3 separate regions of the Homo sapiens genome follow, and regions 2 and 3 are each linked to region 1. Evidence: chromatin loops called from intact Hi-C (ENCODE). Cell type or tissue: endothelial cell of umbilical vein. All regions are shown on one strand.

Region 1 (8,000 bases):
GTAAAATGCACTGTCCATGGCAAGGACAGAGAAGGGACTGGAAAGGCACAGGGGGCAGTGTGGGGAGAAGGGGTAGTTAGAAGAGAGGCTCTCTCGTAGGTGAAGGGGGAGGTAAACCTACGTGCTTTCTACAGAAAGGTATTCATGGAGGCAAATCTGCCATCTTTTCTAAACACAACCATGTCTCTGGAAGCCTCACTAGGAGACCAACAATTAATAACAGTGTCAGTTATGGCATGTCTGTGTGGTCCATTGCATAGAACGACAGAGGAAGCTGATCCAAGCTTTGAGTACCAGGAAGCCAAGGGTAGCAATGTGGATGGGCCTATGGCCGTTCTGTTTTCGGCGAGAGCTAGGGAAATCCCCTGCCACTGGTCCTTCCCATACACAATGCTATATGCGCATTTGATGAGCCAGCCAACAGGTGCCTGAGTACCTGCCGTGAGACCAGCTGGCAATAGCTCCTCTGAGGCACAGCAGAATGGACCGTGTGCTAAAGGCATCAACAGCCTGGGCAGGCAAACAGGACCAGCCCAGGAGAGTCCATTAGAGAACCACGCATGTGCCGGTTACTGACCAAGAGTTAGGTTCCTACGTGTGCACAGCCTTCCCCCAGATTCCATTCCTTAGGACTCTGCACCCATCCCATCCCACTTTCTCAGGACAGAAACCACGAGGCAGAGTTGTACCTTGCCTTAGAGTGTCCGTCTCCTGGAGACCGTCAGTAGGATCCAGTGCCTGCTTTGTAATTTAGTAGCTTTGTGACCCGAGGCAATTTATTAAGTTTCAGTTCCCTTGCAGGTAAAGTGGAGATATTTTTGTTTACTACCACACAGAGTGGCCGTGTGGCTCACATAACATGATCTGAGTAAAGTGCTTTGCATAGTGCCTGGCACACTCCAGTGATCAATAAACGTTAGTCAGGGTCATTATTGTGCTATGCCCCTTCCTTTCTGCTATTGCCCCTCCCATCCCCGGATCTTCGATCGGGCCATGGGTTCTACTTCCCGGTGTCTCCTGTCTCCATCCCTTCCTGTCCAGCCCCTGGGGCCCTGCCCTCCCTGAGATCTCAGCAGCCGTGGCTGGGCTGGCTTTTGGTGGTTTTGTGAGTGCTCTCAGTCTGCAGGGAGAGACAGGCTCCAAAACACAGGTCCCAGCACAGTGCCGCCCTGTTGGAAGCTCTTGGCACCTGCGCCTTAGATTCCTTAACATAACTTAAAATGCCCTTCACGAAAGTACTTCTCTTCACCTGTCCAGGTTTGTTGCCCATCTGCCTCCCCATTTCTACCCAAATCCTACTCAGCAGCTGCTCACAATAATGATTCTCAGTTTTGCACATCAGAAAAAGTTGTGGAAATTGTTCTGAATATTTTTTGTGTACGTGTGTGTGTGTGCGCGCGCACGCGCAGGGCGGGGTTGCTTGGGTAATTTATAAAGTACAGGCATTTATATAAAGCTCCACAATGGCTGAGTGTGGTGTCTCATGCATGTAATTCCAGCATTTTGGGAGGCCAAGTGAGGAGGATTGCCTGAGTCCAGGAGATTGAAATTGTCAGCCTCAGCAACATAACAAGACCCTGTCTCTACAAAAACAAAAAAACAACAACATAAAGAAAAATAGCTGCTCCTGGTGGTCCTAGCTTCTGTACTCCTAGGTACTGTAGCTAGCGCCAGTTGTCTAAGCTACTCTGGAGGCTGGTTGGAGGCTGCAGGGGTGATGATTGTGCCACTGCACTTCAGCCTGGGTGCCAGCATGACATCCATCTCCAAATGAATAAGTAAAGCAAGTTCTACAGGTGGGCCTGATTTGCATCTTGAGTTCTAGAGCACAACCTTCCCAGACACACCCTGCCTTCCTCACACTGCCCGCATATCTGTCTACACTCAGTCCCAGCAAACGCAAACGGATGGGCTCACAGTGGGGATGCAAACAAAGATGAGGCGACTGAGTGAGTGAATCAGGAAAGGATGTTTTCATTTTATTGAGTGAATTAGACTAAGTCAAACCCTCCCTTAGAGTGTAAAGTAGAAGATAAATAATGTACTGGTGTGTGTTTGTGTGTGTGTGTGTGTGTGGTGTGGTATGTGGTATATGTGGTGTGTGGTGTGGTATGTGATTGTGTAGTGTGTAGTGTATGATGTGTGTGTGGTGGTGTATGTGGTATGTGGTATGTAGTGTGTGCTATGTGATGTATGTGGTGTGTGGTGAGGTATGAGTGTGTATGTGGTGTGTAGTGTGTGGTGTGTGATGTGTCTGTGATGCGTGTGTGGTGTGGTGGTGTATGTGGTGTGTGTGGTGTGTAGTGTGTGCTATGTGATGTATGTGGTGTGTGGTGGGGTATGAATGTGTATGTGGTGTGTAGTGTGTGGTGTGTGATGTGTGTGGTGTTTGGTGGTGTATGTGGTATGTGTGTCATGTGGTATGTGGTGTGTGTGTCATGTGTAGTGCGTAGTGGGGTATGTGGTGTGAGTGTGGTGTGTAGTGTGTGGTGTGTGATGTGTGTGTGGTATGTGGTGCGTGTATTTTGTGTGTTGTGGTATATGGTGCATGTGTGTTGTGTGTTGTGTATCTGTGTGTGCTGTGTGGTATGTGTGGTGTGTGGTGTGTGTGTGGCTGGGTGTATGCTGTGGTATGTGGTGTGTGCTGTGGTATGTGGTGTGTGTGCGTGCATGTGTTTGTATGTGTGTGTGTGTATATTGTGTGTGTGTAAGAGAGATCAACAGGGGTCCCAGGCAAGGGGGATGAGTGGGCTGTTGGCAGAGGAAGAAGCGCAGCCCAGCAAAGGTGGAGCCTCGCTTTCCATAAGCAGCTTGGGTCCCCAGGCGCCCCTGCGCGATGTGGGAGTGGGAGAGACTGAGTGGGCGCAAGGGTCTCGCCACCTGGGTGTGTGAACGAGTGCAGAAATACAAACAGCTCCGAGCCAGAGGATCCTTAGTCCATCAATTCTTTGCAGAAGAAAAGTCTGATGGATTGAAATTGTCACACAAGAACGCTGTGAACAATAGCAGGGAGATACTGTTTCTCTCCAGCCCAGCTGTGGTGAGTTACTTCTTAATGGCAAGGTAGGGAGACACACACCACGGACAATGCTGAGGGTGACAGGAGATGCCTGTGCCAGTTATTTATTATGGGAGAGGAAGGTGTTCCTTCTACTTTTTTTCCTTCCATCACCCCCTTCTTTTCTGTGATAAGTGGGGGCTGAGCTGTTTGTGTTATGCAGAGGCTGACAAAATGAGGCGATCAGATTGGAAATCAAAGCTCTCACCATGGCTGGCAGTGTGCGGGGACTTCGCAGCCACCTCCCATGGCGGGGGCAGGAGGAGGGGGAGGAAGCAGCTGCTGTCATTTCTCCCCTAGCAGTTGTTTTTGGTTTTACTTTTATTTCTCCCAAGAGGAGAGGAGCTGGAGAGGGCAGCCAAACTAGCACAAGAAAGAAAAGGAGAAAGAGGGCAAGAATGGAAATGCGGAAGGAGAAAGAGCCCTACCAGGAGGCAAAGGGAGAGGGAAGCGAGAAGGAGGGAAGAAGCCTCCAGAACGTGCCTTTTTCCGATTTGTGCTGGCTGCGACCTTGCAGCCTGTTTCTCTGCCAGCTGCCCCTCCTTTGCTGTGAGAGGTGTTTTCTGTGACCCGCAAAGCGTGGTTTAATTTACAGGGTGAGTTGGAAATGATTCAAGCATCTGCTCCTTTCAAATGTTGGGAAACTGAGGCACAGCACATTAAGAACTATTTAACTTGCTTCTTTCGGGCCTTATTGTCAGTCTTTTTTCTTGAGAGTTCCAGAAACTATTTCCATCTCCAGCTTTCAGGATGAATAACTTATTCAGGCCTTTGCTTTTCTGGTGCGTTCTCCCAAAACTCCTCCTATTTCAAACTGCCCCCCAAAGTCCCTGAGCCTGAGTCTTATGGGTTGACTCTGCCCTCTGGTGGATCGAAAGGTGGTGAATGAGGCAGAAAAGGGAGCTCGTTCCAGAAAAACATACCTTGGCAGGCTTCCCAGGAAAGTCTTTGGTTAAAGCAACCCGAACCCAAAATGAATACAGCTCAATATGCTGTGATGTATTAATATCCTGATAAGCGAGTCAGAATGTGTTTCCAAATAGACCTATTACATAAGTGGCAATAAATACTAACCCATCTCTCACCTTGCTGCGGTGAGCGCATAGAGAGGGATCTGCAGTGTGGGATTCCAGGCAGTCTTGGCGATGCTGACCTTCTGACGGATGGGGAGGCCTGAGCCCTCTATAACACAGGTCCCCTGTGACATCCACATCACACAATCGTGCCCTTTGCCCACCTTTTTAATGACTTTCTATTTTGTTTTACAACCAGCAATCTGCTGCATGTGCTGGTCAACAGTATCTATCTTTTCTGCTGTGGCTTGCTGCCTCGGATGCTTTTATGGGCATTGATTCCCTCCACTGCTTCCCCAAAGAGGTTCTTTTCCTTGAGCCAGAGCGGCATTCCGGCGGATTACAGTGTCTGCCACTCTGCTCTCCGATTTATTGCCATCCTGGGCTTTAGTCTCCCTACATTCACAGCCAAGCCTCATTCATTTTGTTTTCTGGGGCGAGCAAATTGAAGAAGTTGCTATTAATAGGAGAAAGAGTGTCATGCCGGCAGACTTAGTAGTGTCTAACGTTATAGCCTGCAAGTCCCAGAGCCAAGCTCTTGTCTTAGATCCACCCTTCCCCATCCAAGGGACTGAACCAGGTGGGATGCTGGCCTGGGCATTGGCTCTCTGAAAGATTTACACTTTTCTGGCTTTTGTCGACAAAGGATATTCTCATATTTGGGCACTCTCATCCATATGTCCTCTCCTTTTCCCTGTGACCATCAGTTTACATTTGGCAGAAGGCTGTCTGGGGTTGTAGATGAAGTCTGAGGGCAGATGGCTGGGGACAGGACGCTGGAGAGGAGAAGCACATGGCAGTGGTATAGGATGGTTTGCTTCTCAGCTTTCCCAGACACTAAAGTATATGAATCCAATTAAAGTTGTTCTGTGAGTGTGTTTTTTTTTTTACATTGATAAACATGTTTGCTAATCATTTATCACAAATTAAATAGTAGAGCAATTTCTAAACAATGTCCTACAGATAATGAATGTCTTTTGAATATGCATACACAATGTTACATCTCAACTGTTGCTAGTCCTGTTTACTCTCTCAGCTGTAGAATTTAGAGGCTGCCTGGGGACTGTAGAGAGCAGGACATCAGATGTTGCCTCTCCAGGGACCATCCTCAGATCTTTGTGGACTGGCCCCAGGCTGTCCAGATGTATATCTCCTTCATGCAGAAACAGGAGCCTCAAAGAATCTTCCAGTGGGTTATAGTTGTGGGTGTAGGAGTTCACCCAACCAACTTAACTTGCCAGGTGATCACACAGGTACAAGAGGCTGATAAGGGGCTGGGCATGGTGGCTCACACCTGTAATCCCAGCACTTTGGGAGGCTGAGGCAGGTGGATCACGAGGTCAGGAGATCAAGACCATCCTGGCTAACACGGTGAAACCCCGTCTCTACTAAAAAAAAAATAATAAAAAATAAAAAAATAAAATAAAATTAGCCGAGTGCGGTGGCGGGCACCTGTAGTCCCCGCTACTCAGGAGGCTGAGGCAGGAGAATGGCATGAATCCGGGAGGCAGAGTTTGCAGTGAGCTGAGATTGCACCACTTCACTCCAGCCTGGGCGATAGAGCGAGACACCATCTCAAAAAAAAAAAAAAAAAAAAAAAAAAAAAAGAGGCTGGTAAGGTCAGAAATCACTATCGACAGTGTAGAAATTTTTCTTTGGGATGGGTTGGTGTCACAAGTCCCAGCAGGTTATTGAGTGAACAATTCTCTTTAGAAAGTGCCGCTGGAAAAGTGTAGTTTGCAAAAGATGTGTGTTTGTGTGTGTGTGTTGGTAGGGTGGATAGGGTGGGGTCTATTGGTCATATATTCTAGAAGAGGAATTTGGAGGTGGCTGTATAGGGACTTGGTATCCAAAACTGTTTGCATTTCTGGAAGAGCAATGTTGTATAGTGCATACAGCTGTGTACGTATTGTTACTATTGATGCTCTAAGTGATAGTTTAGAACCAACTTAGGGGATAGTTTTCCTGTGTCTCACACATATATTGATTCAGAGTCTCTGGCACTATCCTCAGTAAGGTAACAAAGGGAAGCAAACAGATCCCAGGAGCCCTGAGTTGAGGTCTTGCTGTTCCCAATCAGCCGATGTATCAGAACTCTGGGTAACTTGACCCAGTAGCTTAGGCCCTGCATTCCCATTCTGGCTTTGAAGACAGGAGAAATGTATTTTAAGACAGAATTCCTAAAGACAGACCTCAGGTGGGTTTTTCATGCCTACCTAGAAGTAAGGTTAGCTTCAGTTAATCTACAGCTTCCTGTGGGCTCTACCTCAAAGTCATGGAAGGGAAGACTTCTTAGGAAATAAAAACTGATTTTTGTCATTATTTTTCTTCAGTGCACACACAGAATATCTGTCCTCCAACACCAGTCATTTCAAAATGGGGCTCCTAGGACTGTATTAGAAAGACCAAGAAGAGCATACAGTACAGGAGGTACCAAATGGATACAGCCTCAACATTCTGAGCTTTGCCAGAAATGTCTGTCTGTCTTCTCCCACTGTTTCCTCAATTCTCTTCCCCTTTTTCATCTTCACCTACCTCCATTTTCTTGAGTTTTCTTGTGCAGTTTTGGTCAGGCTTTTTATTGAGAACAACCTCAACTCCTGCCAATGACTTTACAGCCTTCCTCTTTCTCTCTGGATGTTCTTAACAGGTTTGGATGAAGCTGAAATGTAAATGTATCTGATTCTTAATTAGAAGAATTCAATTCCAGAGTCTGTTAGGACTTTGGGAGTAGGAGATTTGTTTTCACAGTAAATATTCTCAGAAGGAGAAGGGAACCTAGTCTGATATTCCCAGAGGTGACCAGTAATAGGAAATCATCTTGACAGATGAAACCACTCGTATCTAGAAATCAGATGAGTAGCGGGATGAGGGAAAGACAGTGAAGCCTCGGAAGTGGGAGTTGGTTCAGCTTTGTTAGGGAGATGCAAGGAGATACCACACCAGTCAGAGAAAGTCATAAGATCAAGAGGTATGGAATGTGGCTCTCAAGTGGAAAAAAAAAGGAAGGTACCGCATTTTCCATTCTCTGCCTTGTTTTTTTAATTCCCGTGATAATTACAATGAGAGGAGCAATCATGTTGCTAATTTTACTTCATGCGTTTAAGTTCTAATTAATACTATCTGGTTCTTCTGCGTTCTGCTGAGGTGAAATACAGCATGCTCCTTTGCACTTACACCTTTCTTTCTCTCAAGAATTTGCATAGGAAGTGAAGGCATGTTTGCATGTATCGTATTTTAGTAATTGGCATCCCTGCCTTCACAGTTCTACACCACTTTCTAGTCTAATCTCCTGGACCTTTCCTCTCTCCATTCACCTTGGCAAAAGTGGAACAGCTAGGGGTTTCAAACAGCCCTGCCCCTCAGAGAATAGGGAAGTCTGATGGAGTTGCCGGCAGCAGACCTAAGCCGCCAGCAGGCTCTTCATGGATCCCCACAGAGCAAGATGGGAGATTTCTCACGGTGAGAACTGCACGGCTGAGGCCGCATAGACATTACCATTGTCCTGTACAGAAAAGGAAACCGAGGCCCAGGGTGATGAAGTGACTTGCCCACGATCACACATTTCATAGCCTCAGATCTGGGATTTGAGATGTGTCTCTGCCTCCAACTTTCTTATGATGATGCTGTGAGATATGAATTATATGAGAAAGGGCTTTGCATGCTGTCATGTGCAAGGAAAGTTTGAGCTATTATTTTTCTGGTTAATTAACAAAAACATTGTCATGAAATGTCTGCTGCATTCTCCGTTCTCATTTTGAAAGCTTTTGTGGAGCACAAAATGTTGCTTTGTGACTTCTAGTGGCATAGCTCACATGTGCTATAGATGCACGCGTGTTATGCTTCTGGCAGCCCGGTGTGAGTAACCA
Region 2 (8,000 bases), 810 kb after region 1:
GCCATGACCCAACCCAGGACATGCCAACATTCTTGCTGCCTCCCTGCATTGTGTATCTCCTTGGGCCCACAAGGCAAATCTCTGCAGAGACAGGTATGCTTTCCAAATGTGCTCCTCTACTGCTTCTAAAAAGCACTAGTACTACTGCTCTTCACTCTGCCACTCTGCTTGTTTTCTTGACCTCAGGGATAGTGAAGACTTTGCATAGTTTGGATCAGACTGCCATCATTGGTGGATTCAACTGTCCCCTCTGGCAAGTGATTTGAGTGGAATCCAAAAGTCCCTCAGGCCTCCAAGACCGCTAACCAACTGCTGTGCCTGAATATCCCAGGATCATATTTTGAAGACAATAAAATTGTTTAGATATAAGGGTTTCATTGCTGTAGAGGCAATAATACACTAGAAGTGGTTGTTTCCCATTAAGATGGATTAAAGCATTAAACCAATACTTATTTGTTGTAATCTTTAGTATCCACCACAGTATCTATAGTCAACACATAAAGCACAGCTCCTAAGCTCCAGGAGCCCCCAGACTAACCATAACCACACATGAAAAAATAACAGGTCCTAGTGTGGATCTGTTAGAACAGTGTTAGCAGCAAGAGTTACTGGAACTCTCATGAGGGCAATTCTTGACAAGCAGAAAGAATTCTGGGTGGAACTGTGAAAAAACAAATATACTTTAAAGCTGTGTATAAGTGTGGGGATAGAGGAAGAACGAGATGGAGCAGACAAAACTGAAAAAAATGTGTGAGTATTGTCAGTTGTTATTGAGGAGTTCAACTTAGTACCAGTAATAACTTGCACACATATGTTGCTTTATGGCTCACAGAACAACCCATATACTTCCTTTCCTCTGATAATGCAGACCAGTTATAATAGATATTGTTCCTGTATGTACACAATTCAACTGAAAGTGCTCAAGGCCGTGGAGTTAGTGAGAGGTAGAGTAAGAATCAACCCCAGGTGCCTAGGCCCCCAGACACAGAGCTTTCTAGGGCATTAACATTGCCCATGAGGTGCAGGCACCCATGGGGAAGATGCTTCCTTGGAAAGCAGGGACGCTGGATAAGCCTTGCTCAGAGGCTCTAGGGCCAGAAAGGGCTTTAGAGCAGTGTTCTCAATCCTGGCTCCACATTAGAAATACTGGAAAAGATGTTTTCAATGGCCACGTCCATCCCCAAACCCAGGAATTTTGACATCATCAATCTGGGAGACTGGAAATGGAATTTCTAAAAAGCATCCCAGATAACTCCAACCAGGTTAGTGCCACCACTGGAGAGGTCCTTTATGGACCTGTCCCTGCTTGAGTGTCTTTTAATGTCTTTGTCTTCCCAGACTAGGAGTAAAGTCTTTGCATTTACCCAGTTCTTATTCAGCTTGGACAACTGAAACACTGAAATGGAAAAATAATGCATTTGTTTTGAATAGTCTAATGGCTACTCAAAATCTTTTAATTTACATAAGAAGGAGCTGAAGGTAGGTGCAAAGTACAGAAACACACCCAGGCAAACAACAGAACTTTAGCTTTGGAAACTCTACTGCCCAGGTTGCTTTGGCAAAATCCCCACTGCTCAGATTATTCCTTGGCAGTAGTTAAACCTCAAATACTTGGTTTTGAATGGATTAGCTCAGAACTCCAAATGAAAATGCAGGGACATTTTAGAAAAGAGCCATTAAGCATAATCCCAGATCAGCAAGCCTGGATCAACAAAACTGATTATCCTGCTGTTGAAATAAAAAACACAAAACACCAAAACAAAAGCAAACCAGAAAGAAAATCCAGTATGTTGGTGGGAACTTTTCCCGTTGAGTGGAACAGTTACAACCACCACCTTGCCTCCATCTCACCGCAGCCCCTCAAAATGTTCATGTACACAGATGATGTGGACCCACAGAAGAACTCAAGCAAACTTTGAGGAGATTGAGGCCTGTGAAGAAAGCACAACTGGCCATCATCCATTCTGCTGAGATGGCTTAATAGACACCAGCTGACCACACTGAACATCCTGGGCTCCTTTCCTGATGTGGGCATTGATTCAGACACATGACTTCTGGATTCTTGTCATATCTAATCTAATGCAGAGCCACAGAACATTTTCAACCCAACAGCAGATAATTGTAATGAAGTGATTCTGGCCAAGAGGGCCCATTTGTAATAATGAATTCAAATCAGATTCATGGAAGCTATAATTCAACCATAGTGAAGAGCACCTTCATTTTCCATATCATCTCTCTTCCAAGAGGGCAAAATAACTCAATATTCAAATAATTATTTTTGCTTTTCAAGTAACCCTATGAAGTAGTTATGAGGAGGATAATATTGCCTCACTTACAGAAAACGAGTTTCATCCACGTTCAAAGCTTCAGTGTCTTCTTTGGCACAGCACTTCCTAATGTCCCTCAGAGCAATCAAAGACCTGTCACAACAAAACTGATATCCCAAAGGAGGAAAATCACTCTTCTCTGAGCTGTGCAGTTTTTCACTGGGAAAGTGAAAGGCAGGCCCAGGTTTCGTGACTCCTTTGCTTTTCCTAGTAGGTCTCTGGCCTCCTTATGGGACTTCATTCAAGATTTAGAAACAGATTCGAGATAGTTTGACCCAGGACAACCACATTAAAAGAGCTTTCGTGTGATGGGCATGGGTATCATTCAGTGTTTTTTGGTGCAATCTAAACATGTGATGCGCTTGGAACACTCAGTTCCCAGGTAATGAATCCCTAATGAATGTCTTTAAGGAGGCAAAAGAGTAAGAAACCACACTTAAGAATTACAGCTTATACAGCAAAAAACACCACCAAATAAAACATGGTATATTTATCTGGGGTTGAAGCCATGGGCTTCTAGAAACTGAAAACATGGACTCTCCCTCAGAGTACTGACAAATCAGTTGTTTGTTAAGATGGGAACAGAACTCTTCACCAATACAGCAAAAGAGTGAAAACAAAAGGAGAGAGATGGGGACACACAGAAATTTGCAGAAGATGTTTATTTTCTTTTAGGAAACACTGTGGTAGCAGTGAAATCAAAACCTTAAAAAATCAAGGAATAAGAAGACTTAAGTGATAAAGACAAAAAAGAAAGAAAATAATGAGTAATAGACGAAAGTATACATTATGGGAGCATCTGATAAAAATGAAGGAAGAAAATAATAAAAGAGAAGATGACATGAGCTAAGAGAATGAGGATTTAAAGAGATTAAAATGTAGATAACGTGCTGAATTTCCCTATTCTGGGGTAAATGTATAGAAGAGACGCAAAATCAACATGATACATGTGCTTACTTAAAAAAAAAAAATTACGCCATGCAATCAGATAACAGATAACAGTTATGCTAGAACATGTAAGTTGTTCTTTTTTTCTGCAAAGAACAAAAAGCAACTATTCAGCTTTTCTTTTTTTATTCCCATTCCCATTCCCAAGCCCAGCTGCTCAACATTAGAATTGAAGATCATGAAAACAGGCCAACAGCTAATAAAAAATTGGTAGATGGAAGCTGGCCCTCTGCTGGTGGAATAGTCTTACTGCATCTCAGAAAGCAGAAAGCTCAAGTTTTGAAGTTTCTGGTTTAATTTTGAGGGACAGGAAGAGGACAGAGGATTCTGGAAAATTCACGACTGAGATCCTATTCAATGCTAGACCTCTTTGCCCCCAGTGGCACATTAGATGGTAAAGAGGTGTGTGGCAGCATCAACATCCCTGAACACTGGTAATATTTACTGACATTTTCTTGGTTAACATGTATTATAACCCGTGTGCTGCTTATATCTTTAAGCCAACTAGCTCACTGCAAATGCGTATTGGGAAATGTTCCCTGATTCCTCATGGGACCTTCTTTGAAGCAATGAAGTAGGGATATTACATTCTAGTCTGGGGCAGGCTGAGTGGTACCCACATGGCCAGGAGGACTTTTCCTTCACATCTCCAGGAAGGGCCTCTCTATTCTCCTTTTTTCTCCATTTGCTTTGGGCTTCTGAGAAACAGCACACAGGATTCTGGGACCTGTTCTCTAACTAAAAAGAAGATCCAGCTAAGTATCACCCAAAGTGGCAGAATCCAATCTTCACCCTTGGGCTTAGAAAAAGAATTCTGGTGTCCCAGAGACAGGTCTTTCCTCCTCCAGGGAGAGGCTTGTCTAGATGCAGGAAAGGTTCCACCAGAAAAGCCAAGGGAGGAACAGGAAGAACCCCCACCGTCACACTGTCCTAGGGGAAGCCAGGCATTTTGGCTGCAGAATCTGGGTCAGGATGTTTTATTGTCACCATAACCATCAAAGTCATAGGCAGGGCAAATGCATTCGCCCTGTGTACATTGTGAGACATAGTTAAGCTGGGACGTCCCTGAATCTGTCTCCTAGGACCAGAACTGCCTCATTAAAGGGATAAAAGATGATATCTGCTGAGCTGGTGGAAAGTGGTGGCTGCATTTTTATTAAAGTATCTGCTGCAGCAAGTCCAGTCCCCAAAGGTTCATATTCCAAGATTCTCCACCTCTCTGCCTGGAGCATGCAAGTGATTCTCTGTAACTCATTAAGGTAAAACAAAAAGCTCTCCTATTGTGCTTTTCACACAGAAGTGATGTTGTTGCATAAAAGCTACATGTTTCCTTTCCTTGGACCCAGTCTGCAAAAATAAAACTGCTGTCATAATTTACAATAGGGACCCTAGGAGCACTACACCAGGTTTGGCACGAGTGCTGGGTCTTGAGGAGACTCATAACAGGCCGTGGGCTGACACTGGTAATTCCACAGCCTCACATTTGAGGTGCATCTCTGATAAGGGCTAGCCTGGTGGTCCTGAGGACGATCCTGCCTCATCATGTACCTTCTGGCCTGTGACAGCCATCCAAGGGGCTCAGGCTAGCCCCCCAGTGTTTCAAACCCATGCACTCATGTTCTCATCACGGTGCCCAAGCAGGAGAGAATCTAGCCTGTCGTGGCTTCAAAGAACCATGGAGTCCCACACGTGGACTTCAAGGTTCACGCATAAGATCCTGGACCAGCATAGCCGGAGCACAGGACAAACCTGTCCAGGGGCACGGCAGTCGGCACGGCAGCACGCAAGCGGGCGCCCCTCGGGCCTGCACAAGGCCCACTCGCGTTCCGGTCCCCCATGGAGCCTTCTGCCCCCTCTTCCCTCCTCTCCCCAGCGACCACAGCCCAGGGGCTCGGCCCCCGCGGAAGGACAGCTCCCTACCTGAGGGTGGCGCTCTCCCCCTGCCGGACCGTCACGTTGTCCATAGCTTTGGGGAAGGTGGCATCTCCGCTGCGCACGGGCACTCCTGTGGGTACAAGGAACAGCAGCCTGAGAGACACGACCACGAGGCACTTCCAGGGCAGGAACAGGTACCCACAGACCCCCATTCTCGACAGCCACAACTTCCCAGGACTCCGGCAGCCGCACAGTCCTGGTCCCCCGCCCCGCGCACCAGCGGGCTCGGGAAGCGGTGCGGGGAGGAGGGAAGGGGCAGAGTTCGCCAGGAGCAGGGGGAAGGAGAAGAGAGGAGTCCGGGCTCTCCGGAGTCTGAGAATTCTTCCTCAGATCCTGCCTCAGCTTTCCAGCCTAGCAGAACCAGATGCCCCCTCCTGCATCCAAAAAGAGCTTTCTTGACGCTCCCCTGGGGAGGAGGGAGGCGGCCAGGAGGGGAGAGGAAGAAGCAAGGTGCGGGGATGAAGGTCACAGATTGCGCTTTCTCTGCCTCTCTCTTCGAGACGCTACTTTAAGATTCAGTTGGGCACGTTCTGCAGAGCTCTGGCATCAAAAGTTTATAACCCAAAGAAGAAGGCAAGTGTCTCTGACATACAGGAGCTGTCATAAAAAGCTGCGGCTTCAAGGAGAGGAGGAAATGGTTTATTAGATCACACACATGGACAGATGTACGTGTCCCCCAGCCCCAGGTCTCGCATCTGGAACCCCAAGGCGGCAAAAAGTTCCAAGGCGGGGACGCGCAGCCGGCGCAGCCAGGGTCGTCCGGTCGGTGGCCGTCCTCTGCAGCCCGGTCGGCGACTCGCGGCCAGCCGGGGGAGCGCCGCCCGGCGCAGGCTCCGGGCGCACGGGGAGCTGGGCGGACGGCGGCCCCCGCCTCCTCCGGGGACGCGGCACGAGACGCGGGGACGCGCGGACGCCACGCTCAGCGGCCGCCCCCGGCCTCCGCGCCGCCTTCCTCCCGGGAGCAGCCCCGACGCGCGCGGGCCCGGACCGCCGGGGTTGTCATGGCAGCAGCTCCATCCCTGACCGCCACTTTCTCCCGGTGCCGCCTCGGAGCGAGCGGGCTGGCGGGCGGCGCGGACTGCGCGCTCATCCCGACGGGCGGGCGCCCACCTTAACCTCCGCCGCGCCCACCGGGCTGGGGATGCCTGCGGGGATGAGCCCGCACCGCGCCCACTTCGCTCCGTCCCGACACCCGCGCCAGCGGAGAGAACGCGGCGCCCCTCGCAGCGGCTTCCCCTACAGAGGGGCGGGGTGGGGGGAGCGGGGAGGGAGAGGGGAGGGCGGGAGAGGGAGTTCTGGGGAAAGCAGCAAACTGAAAACTGACACTGGCACCTTCCCTCGCCGATGCCAGCGCAGAAGTTGACAAACCCCGCCCTGGAGAGCTGAACTACCCTGCCCACGCCAGATGGGGCACCGGTGTGCGTGTCCATCGCGCTGCGAACGGCTCCCCGCCCAGCCAAGTCCAGCCCTGACGGCGCGCTGTCCTGGGCCCGCGCAGAGGTGGAGTGCACCCACCTCCGAGGACCCACCTCGGAAACGCCCGTGCCCCTCCACTGGACGCCTGTCCCCAAAGTGGCAAATCTCAATTTCTCCTTAAAACACAGCATGCAACATTGTCCCTGTCCTACACCTTATCGTGGTAAAAAGCAAGGGCTGGGAAAAACACACCAGATCCTAAAAAGTAGTAGGACTGATCCTCCTAAAACCCCTCACAGGAAGCGGCGCCGCAGTGGTGCTGGGAGGTGACTGGGGTGCTTTTGGAAGCCAGCCTCCCCCTTTCTTTGGTCTCGGATTTGTCTCTTTCTGCTCTAAACCCCAGAGCTCCGCTTCCCTTGGGCCCCTCGGGAGGCCCTCTCCGCTCCCCTGGCAGAAGCCTCCCCGTTGTATTCTAATTTAATGGTTGCTATGTGCATCTGCTCTACTGTATTTTCTCTCAGAGCCTTTTGTTAAATTAGACTGGGCTCTGCACAATTGGCAAAATGAAATTTAATTCAAAAATAAGCATTAAGCTCTTATCGTTTATTACTTTAGTTGCTGAAGGATACAAAGGCATACTACTTGCTTTCAGTTCTGAGAGAAGGAGCACAAATAAATACTGCCCCATTCCCCATTCTAAAAGGGTTAGCCCACATATATGTGTAGGTCTAAAATTTTTAATTAGAGCATCTTACCTAGAAGGGAGAATACTTATCACTAATTATATCAGCTATAGTGAAACATATATAGTCATATGCTGCTTATGGAGGGGGATACAATCTGAGAACTGTCTTTAGGAGATTTTGTCATTGTGTGACTATCCTAGTGTGTACTTCCATAAACCTAGATGACACAGCCTACTACACACCTAGGCTGTATGGTAGAGCCTATTGCTCCTTGGCTGCAAGCCTGTACAGCATGCTACTGTACTGAATACTACAGGCAATTGTAACACAATAGTAAGGATTTGTGTATCTAAACACAGAAAATGTGCAATAAAAATATGGTACAAAAGATTAAAAAATGGTACATCTGTACAGGACATTTGCCGCAGACGGAGCTTGCAGAACTGGAAGTTGCTCTGGGTGAGTCAGTGAGCGGGTGGGGAATGGAGGCCTAGGACATTACTGCACACCACCGTAGTCTTCATAAACACTATATAATTAGGCTACCCTAAATTTATCAAAACATATTTTTCTTTCTTCAATAATAACTTTAGCCTACTGTAACTTTTTAACTTTATACACTTTGAATTATTTTAACTTTTTGACTGTTGCATGATAACATTAGCTTAAAACACAAACACGTTGTACA
Region 3 (8,000 bases), 260 kb before region 1:
AAAAGTGCACCTGATGAATTTCCTTGTAGAAATGGAGTGTTGGCAGAATAAGAAATGGAATGCATGGAGTGCCCAGCATAAGAAGTCGGGGGTCAGGGAGGAAAGGAGGGAAGGAAGGAAGAGAAGTGAGAGGCAGGGAGTTAGATCAGTCAATCACACAATTACCCTGAAGACAAGAAATAGAAGGACTATCTAATTTAGGATGTTATATATCCTCTTGAAATGTAAAGATTTAGACAAGAAAAGGGGCAGGGGAGAAAAGCAATCCAACGAAAGACGAAACAAATCCATCAGGGCAGGATCCATCAGGAAGGAAAGAGTGTGGAGCGACTCCTTTGCTTAATGCGGGCTTCTGGTCAGTCCCTGGAGCTTGTCATGTGACAGCAGGATTCTCCTGCTGCTGGAGAGCCTAATAGGCAGGATTGGTCCAGGAACTCCTCCCGCTGGACTGACTGGTTTCAATTAAGACTATCACAAAGGCTAATTATCATTTTAAACCTGACTCTCAGGCTCACTCTCCCTCTTGCTGTAAATGGATTGCTTAATGGTCCCAGTGCAAGGCTCTGAAACCCTGGAGGTTTCCTATTATTTCTTTGCCTCCAGCAGGGACCAGGGACTTCTAGAGTGTTAGGTTTCAAGGGAGAATAAGAGTAGCAATACCCTCTTTCTTTTTCACAGAAACAAAGACTGTTAGCATTGAGGGAATGTTCGATTTTGGTTTTGATATAGTCGGACCTTCTACTGCATGAAAGAGTTTCCCTATGTGCCACCTCTGACCAGGATTTCCTGGCATTGTTTGAACACAACTGGTGAGAGGGAGCTTGTTACCTCCTGGTCCATTTTGGACAGTTCTCATATTCAGAATGTCTCTCCTAATGTTGAGCTGATATCTGCCCTTTTTAATGTCCATGATTCTTTCCCAGTTCTGCCCTGTAATGTTTCTGGGCTTAGACAACTGACAGTCGACTGAGCCAGCAGGGCCTGAGCTTGGGAAAGAGGAAAGCTTGGCAACCTCTCCCGCACCGGCCCAGTGGGTCTCCCACCTCCAGCACCATTCTGTGTGGGTGTTCCATGTTCTGGAACCTGCCTCAAGTTGCCCAGTCTTTGTTAGATGAGCACATGCTTCATTTTCTGGGCTGTATCATGCGCTCTACCCTGAGACAATGTACAAGTCCCCAAAGGCAGGTATTAGTATCCCCATTTACAGATAAGAATGCTGAGGCTTAGAAAGATCGAGTAGCCTACCCCTGATCACATGGCTGACAAATGGCAAAAGCCAACACTCAAGCCCCTTCTGTTGGATCCCAAAGCCTGTTTTACTATGTCACACCAAGACAAAATTCAGAGTATACAGTTTGCCAGGTAACAATGTGCTTGTGAGCATAATATAAATCAATGTGTGAAGTTGGGAGTGTCCAGAAGACCCCTGAATGTGTTGTATTTATATGAACTATGTGATTGGTTACCACCGGAGCTATTCCAAAGGCAATCACTGTATTGTGCTCACCCAGCCTAACAATTCCCTTGTGCTCTGCACTTGATAGCTGGTTTAAAAATCAAAACCCAAAACAAGCAAACAGAACAATGCTAGCAGATTCTTAGTACAGTTGCATGCACGTGCTTAGCCTGGCCTAGTGGGGCAGGCTCCCTGCCCTCACACCCTGCTCAACCCTCTTATGCTCACAGGTGCACACACACAGGTACACACTACACACACACTCACATACACACCAAAAACACAGACACCCCACACACTGACACACCCCACCTGCTCTCACACGTTGCACACACACAAGCTACACACACATGCTACATACACACATGCTACACACACACCTCCCACACTCACACATGCTACATACACACATGCTACACACACACCTCCCACACTCACACATGCTACATACACACATGCTACACACACACCTCCCACATTCACACATGCTACATACACACATGCTACACACACACCTCCCACACTCACACATGCTACATACACACATGCTACACATACACCTCCCACACACTCTCACACATGCTACATACACACATGCCACACTCTCACACATGCTACATACACACATGCTACACACACACTACACACACACCCCACACACTCTCACACATGCTACATGCACACACACACACATGCTGCACACACATGCCTCACATACACATGCATGCCGCACACACACGGTGCACACACACAGCACACACACCACATGCTGTTCACACCCTCATGCTGCACACACACATGCATGCGTTGGCAGGTGCTTCCTTTTCACCCTTCTTTTTCCATTCAGCCTTGTCCCAAATTTACATGGGAATAAATAAAAAACAAAGCAAAGATTGCCTGTGGGGGTGGGGCTGTCCCCCTCAATGGCATCTGCAGGTTGCTGGCTGTGTTTTGCAGCCCGAGGCCTATTTCTCAGTCCCAGCTCCTTGGGGCCAGAAGCCTGGAACAAACCCAAGGGCAGGCCTTAGGCACGGGGACCTGCCCTGACTCCTCCGTAGGGCCAGGTTGGCCATGCCTTCAGAGCTCCAAATCCCAAAGGAATGAGTATGCAAAACTAAGACCCACCTCACATTAATTTAGTGGGTGAACTGTGTGTCTCCCCCTCCCCTGCAAATCTATATGGACTAAAAATACCTGCGCCCTCCATGGCGCCCAAGACTGCTGACAAAGGAATTTGCATTTGCAGTCAGAAACACCCTCGGATTATTTTTGAAATCACCTCCCTTACATTTTAAACAGGTTGGTGGATTCATCATTTAGGCTGCCACCAGGAGGCAGCTATTAAGAGATGTGACTGGGAATGGCATTTTTCTTAAAAAAAAGTGGCGATTTCACTACAATGTCGTGATTTTTTTTGGCTTAAAAATAAAATCTGTTTGAACCTAGGATTCTTTAGACAAACTGATATCTTCAGGGAAAGTAGATTAATAGGAAATGTTTTTGGAGGAACCAGGTGTCTTCCCAGTTCCCGTGGAATGACAGCAAGGACAGTGCGCGGCAGCCAAGATGGAGAACAGGGAGGAGGTGGGGGAAGGGGGCACTCCCTTTCCTTCTGGGCCTCTTGGACTAGGGGAGGGGAGGACAGGGTGCAATCGCAGGATCAATTAGCAGCCCAAAAGTAAATTAGCCAGGAAATTAGCTTTTCAGGTGTCCAACTGTGTGTCTTCTCAAAGACTGCAGTCCTACCCATCTGCTATTTACGCTTTGTGCAGGGCTCGGGAAAGAATGTGGTCCCACTTACACATCCAGCCTGCCAGAGAGCAGGTCTCAGGGATGCCTAAACGCAGTGGGGAAGTTGGAAGGATCCGCAAAGGCTGGAGTGGAGAGGTTGCAGCAAGGAGGAAAACGCTGTGTGCGTGCGGATGGAGAGGTCTGCCTGTATGTTTGTCTGTGTGTCTGGGGGTGTGTGTGTGACCGTGTGTGTCTGTATGTGTGTTTACGTCTGTGTGTATCAGTGTGAATAACCATATGTGTATGTGTGTGTGTGTCTGTGTGTGTCTGAGTGTGTGTCTACCTGTTTATCTGTGAGCGTGTGTACACGTGTGTATTGTGTAAGTGTATCTGTGTGTGTGCGTGTTTGGGTGTCTGTGTGTGTCTGCCTGTGTGTATGTGTGTGTACACATACCTGTGTGTGTATGTATGCATGTGTGTGTCTGTGTTTATGTCTGTGTATCTGTATGTATAACCATGTGTGCATTTCTTCATATGTATGTCTGTGTGTCTGTAGGAGTCTAGGTCTGGGTGTCTGTGTGTGTAAATGTGTCTGTGTGTATGTATATGCCTGTGTGTATGATGCGGGCATGAGATTTGCAGAGAGGGTGTTGGGGCACAAAATGAGGACTTGGTTTACACACAAGCACAGGCCACGGAACCCCACCACCAGCAGATGGAGCTGAAGGTACAGTTTTGCGGGAGGCCAGGCTGAACTGCCAGCTGTTTTGGTTTGCTGGAGACCTCAGAAAGAATGACCATGTTGAGTGGAAGAGCTATCTGCATGGAGAGAGAGGAAACCCCAAACACACCCTGGAGTCTTGCTTCTTCACTACGAAGCCAGTATTGTTTTGACTTGCTGATTGAATTGCAGGTGGAAACTAAATACATCGTACCTTGCTTTATTTCAGTGTGTGATTGGGAGATAAGGGTCCCCCTGTAGCCAGTTTAGAATTAGAATTTTAAAGTCTGGATAAACCTTAAAGAATCCAAGGCATCCTTTTGCTTTACAGATGAGAAAAAAAGGAGCTGAATTCTCTGGCGTTTTTGTTTCCTCGCCCTCACTCTGTCCAAGCCCCGCAGCCACCCACCCTTTTTTGTCCCAGTCTTTCGTATCAAAACCTCCCTCCTACCTCTTTTTCCTTCCTGTCCAGTACAGTCTTTGATCACCTCCCACCTGAGCTCATTCAATGGTCTCCTAACTGGCCTCCCTGCCTGTGGGCTTTCCGCACTCCGGCCCTCTCCACACCACCACAAGGTTAACCTTCCAGCCCAGCTCTGATTGTGTCGGGCTCTGTGCAGACCCTTCAGTGGGCCGCCACTGCCAGCAGCTGCAGAATCAAACCCGGCTGTAGCCTGGCTCCAATCTGGAAATGACACACCTTTCCAGCCTCACACTGGGTCACCTCTTTTGCCCTCCCTCTTCGAGAGCCAAACTGAGTTTCTTGCGATGTCCGTGCACACCCTGAGCTCTGTGTCACTCTACCTTTGTTATTGTTTTCTTTTTCAATTTGTCCTCGTCGTATTTTATTTCCAAATGACTCCTCAAATCTCCCCTTCACATGCTACCTTCCCTATAAGGCTGTCCTGATGACATCAGCAAGAAAGATCTATTTCCTGCTCTGATCTCTCCAGGCACTTCCTCTTGACCCCTCTGCTGTAACCTGGGCCTTTCACTGTGATTATCTGTATTCACATCCCATCCCTCTGTCTTGAAGAGACTCACCACTTTGTTTTCCCACTACTGTTGCATATAGGAACTCAATAAAGTTTTGTGGGCAAATGAATACAAGTATTTGACCTTACATACATTTTTCCCAGCTCAGCCTGCATTTGACGTGGTTTATGGTGGTTTCCTCAGCTCAGTCTTTCCCACTGACAGACAGCATGACCACGTGCAATCACCCCCCAGCCCCCCGCAATGTGCCTTCAGTATCCTCAACTCTCAATTGAGAACATGAGTAAAAATTAGTAGATTTCACTTTTTTTAATGTGTGTGCTATCCCCTAGCGTCAGGCAAGTTTATCTCCCGGGCCCTCTCCCTTCCTTGATGACTGGAAGAGGGAACAGGCGCAAACTCATAGCTGCTTCTCCCCGCCTACGCGCTATGACTTGTTGGAAAACCATTGTTTCAGAGGAGGAGTCCTTTCCGGCCCTGCCAGTCATTGTGTGATTTACAACAACTCCTTCTACCTTTCGTAGCTTGAAGACTTCCCCACTCTCCTTCGGGGTAGATGTGGAAGCAATATAAGAGTGAAGAAGTTCTACTGTCTCCGGCATCTGTTAACATTTCACTGGCTTCCCGAGAAATTGGCTCATCCTGTCCTTGCTCATCTTTTGTCCCAAGTAAAATTTAAAATTATTTCAGATGGCTTAGTCGATGCCAGCTTGTAGCCTTCCAACTGCTATTTCTAAAAATTTATGCTCTCATTTTATTTTATTCTTAGGAGGATGATAGACTTTTAGAAACAGAAGGAAACTTCAGTGATAATTCAGAAAATTTAATTTAATTGTAGATCTCAGGCCCAGGTGCCACTGTCCCATGCTTTCTTCCTTGTCCCTTGTCCTTCCTCATCTAAGATAGCTCCTGGAATTCCCATTGAAATGGAAGCAAATCTTAAGGTTAGAGCCTGGCCCATCCAGCTCTGAACAGTTACTGCTCTGTGAGCACGGCTCTCACTCACCTTTCCTATGCCTTAAGGACTTCACTGTTGGTACAGCTTTAAGTCAGCCGATATTTACTGATCACAGACCATGTGCTATGCAAAAGTCATCTTATTTCATTCACACCTCAGCTGTACAGAGCAGACGCTAATTTTACAAGATGGAAAACAGACACAGGAAGTTTAAGTAACTTGATGAATGGCCCTCACCTTCAGGAGGTGAAGCTGGGATAGAAGCCTGGGAATTCTGGCTCGAGTCTTTGCTTTTATCGAGTCCATTTTCATGCACTCTTGTGAAGGCAAAAGCTTAGGGGAAGGAAAAATAGTTCCATGCTGAAGTCACAGTAGAAAGAAAGTGGATGGGCTTTGGATTTAGAGACAGCTGAAATGAATCCTGGTTTTACCATTTACTTACATGATCTTGGGAAAGCTACTTTAATTTTCAGAGCAGTGGTTTCTTTATTAACAAAATGGGATAATAATACTATTGCAAATGAAATAGCACACTAACTGAAGTTGTATGTGTGCAATGCCTAGCAATGGCTCCTGGTTGAATATTGGGTGCTCTCTGAATGATGGTCTCTTTCCTCTGAGTAGAAAGCTTGGCAGCCCTTGTCCCGCCTGATGGGTGCCCCAGCCTGGTCATATGTCTGGAGCTTAGCCTAGCCTAAGGTTGGATTCCAGGCTGTGAGCCAGCGAGGGCCCTCCTCTTTAAGCAGTGCCCCTTTGTAGCTCTGAGCAGCTTCTCTCACCCCTCCCTACCTTTTCTGAGGTTCAAGGAATTCTATTCCCTTGAATCTTAAGGGGGAGAAAGTGCTGATAAAAAGACAACAACTTGCAAAATTTAGAAGCCAATTCTCAGAGAGAAAATGATTGAAATAAAACCCTTTTAGCACAGGACACAGCATTTCTCAATCAGAAATGAGCCTAAGAAATAACCCACATGTACTACCCAATACTTAATTTTCAAAAAAAGCTTATCTTCGGTCTCCCCACCTCCCCTAAAATGCAACATATTTGAGATGAAGACTCAAATGCGTCTTTTAAAAAATAGTCCTATTTCAGACCTGCTATAGTAGGTGTAGCAGAAAGAAGGTGGTAAGATTGGGTCTATTTAAGGACCTGACCTAACCTAAATACAGAATCTACAAGCTGCCATACAGAAGGAACAAATGTGAGAAAGCTCATCTGAAAGCACCATTACATTTTTATGAGACTGTAGCTGAATCTATTGTGAGTTTATTATCTGTTGCTGCACATGCAAAACACTACCAAGAAAGAGTTTGTGTGATCATGTGAGTGGGTATGCTTGTGTTTTAATCAGGGAGAACATGAAAACCAACATACGTTGTCCCTCTGAGTCTTGGCAGCTCAGAGTTAAATTTAGTGCTCAGTGGTGCTCAGTCGCCCAGCCCAGGTGGTGCTGGATACATTTCTTTCCTTGTTCATTTTAACTTTGTGTTCCTATTTTCATTTGTAGCTATTCTGCTTCATATATATTTTAACATCACAAGCTGTCTCAGACCCTTTTTCCAAGTAGGTGGAATATAAATCATGAGTAAATAAATAAAGCTACTGAGGCAATGAGTGACTTCTGAGGAAGTGGAGGTATCACAGGCAGGCAGACACAGCATGACTGAATGTTATTATAGTGTGGTTTATACTATGATGATACAACTATAGCTATTAGCGATCAAACATTGTTTATGCATTGTTGCCTCTTCTATGTTTATTAATTGATTTCTATAAGCTTACACAAATAGTTTATCAATATGAATACTTTGCATTTATGGGCTTGTTCTCTCCCTGTTAATCCAAGGAGATGCATGGAGAGAGGATTGCACCTGTTAGCTGCTCCTCTCTCCCTCCCCTCTAGAGACTCATCATGCTTTGTGGCTCCTGTAGGCCACCCTGCCCTGGGCTCCCTGGGGAAGTCTTTCTTCCTTTTCTTTCTGCATTTGCCACTGTTGGTCCCCTAGGTCTTTCCTTTGTCATCAGGTACTGTGTCTTCTCTTCCTTGTTTCCCTGCAGCTCCTGCAGTTTCTCCCTATGAAGAATAAAGAGCTTCAGCCAATTTCAGTCCTAAAATTTGGAGGAATGTGTCAGTATCT

Evidence for each region. Hi-C counts contacts between places; a loop is a spot of excess contacts. Peaks named below come from ENCODE experiments on the same cell type or tissue, not always from the same donor. Only the 100,000 strongest peaks of a DNase experiment are listed, where the experiment ranks them.
Region 2: a loop joins it to region 1, with 7 times the contacts of the local background. A loop is called at or near these places in 2 of 110 quality-filtered maps.
Region 3: it touches region 1 in a loop (14-fold over the local background); 51 of 110 quality-filtered maps call a loop at or near these places.

The regions. Positions count from the first base shown.
Region 1 is chr11:132,123,230-132,131,229 of GRCh38, forward strand. All of the region lies in intron 2 of NTM (neurotrimin), which reads left to right. Among named protein-coding and RNA genes, the nearest start is that of NTM-IT, 160 kb to the right of the region's middle. RefSeq lists enhancers at 1-763, 3,112-3,161, 3,262-3,311. In endothelial cell of umbilical vein, a CTCF peak has its summit at 3,937 (motif pointing left); DNase peaks (open chromatin) are centred at 3,212 and 3,942; H3K4me3 peaks cover 606 bases; H3K27ac peaks cover 557 bases.
Region 2 is chr11:132,937,731-132,945,730 of GRCh38, forward strand. It overlaps OPCML (opioid binding protein/cell adhesion molecule like), which reads right to left. Exons shown (of 8, transcript NM_001012393.5): 2 at 5,196-5,280. Among named protein-coding and RNA genes, the nearest start is that of OPCML-IT1, 420 kb to the right of the region's middle. In endothelial cell of umbilical vein, a CTCF peak has its summit at 3,510 (motif pointing left); no DNase peak of the experiment used is centred here; H3K27me3 peaks cover 1,010 bases.
Region 3 is chr11:131,863,959-131,871,958 of GRCh38, forward strand. All of the region lies in intron 1 of NTM (neurotrimin), which reads left to right. Among named protein-coding and RNA genes, the nearest start is that of NTM-AS3, 29 kb to the right of the region's middle. RefSeq lists enhancers at 1,872-2,378, 3,983-4,508, 4,509-5,034. In endothelial cell of umbilical vein, a CTCF peak has its summit at 3,896 (motif pointing right); DNase peaks (open chromatin) are centred at 3,913 and 5,333; H3K27ac peaks cover 2,107 bases.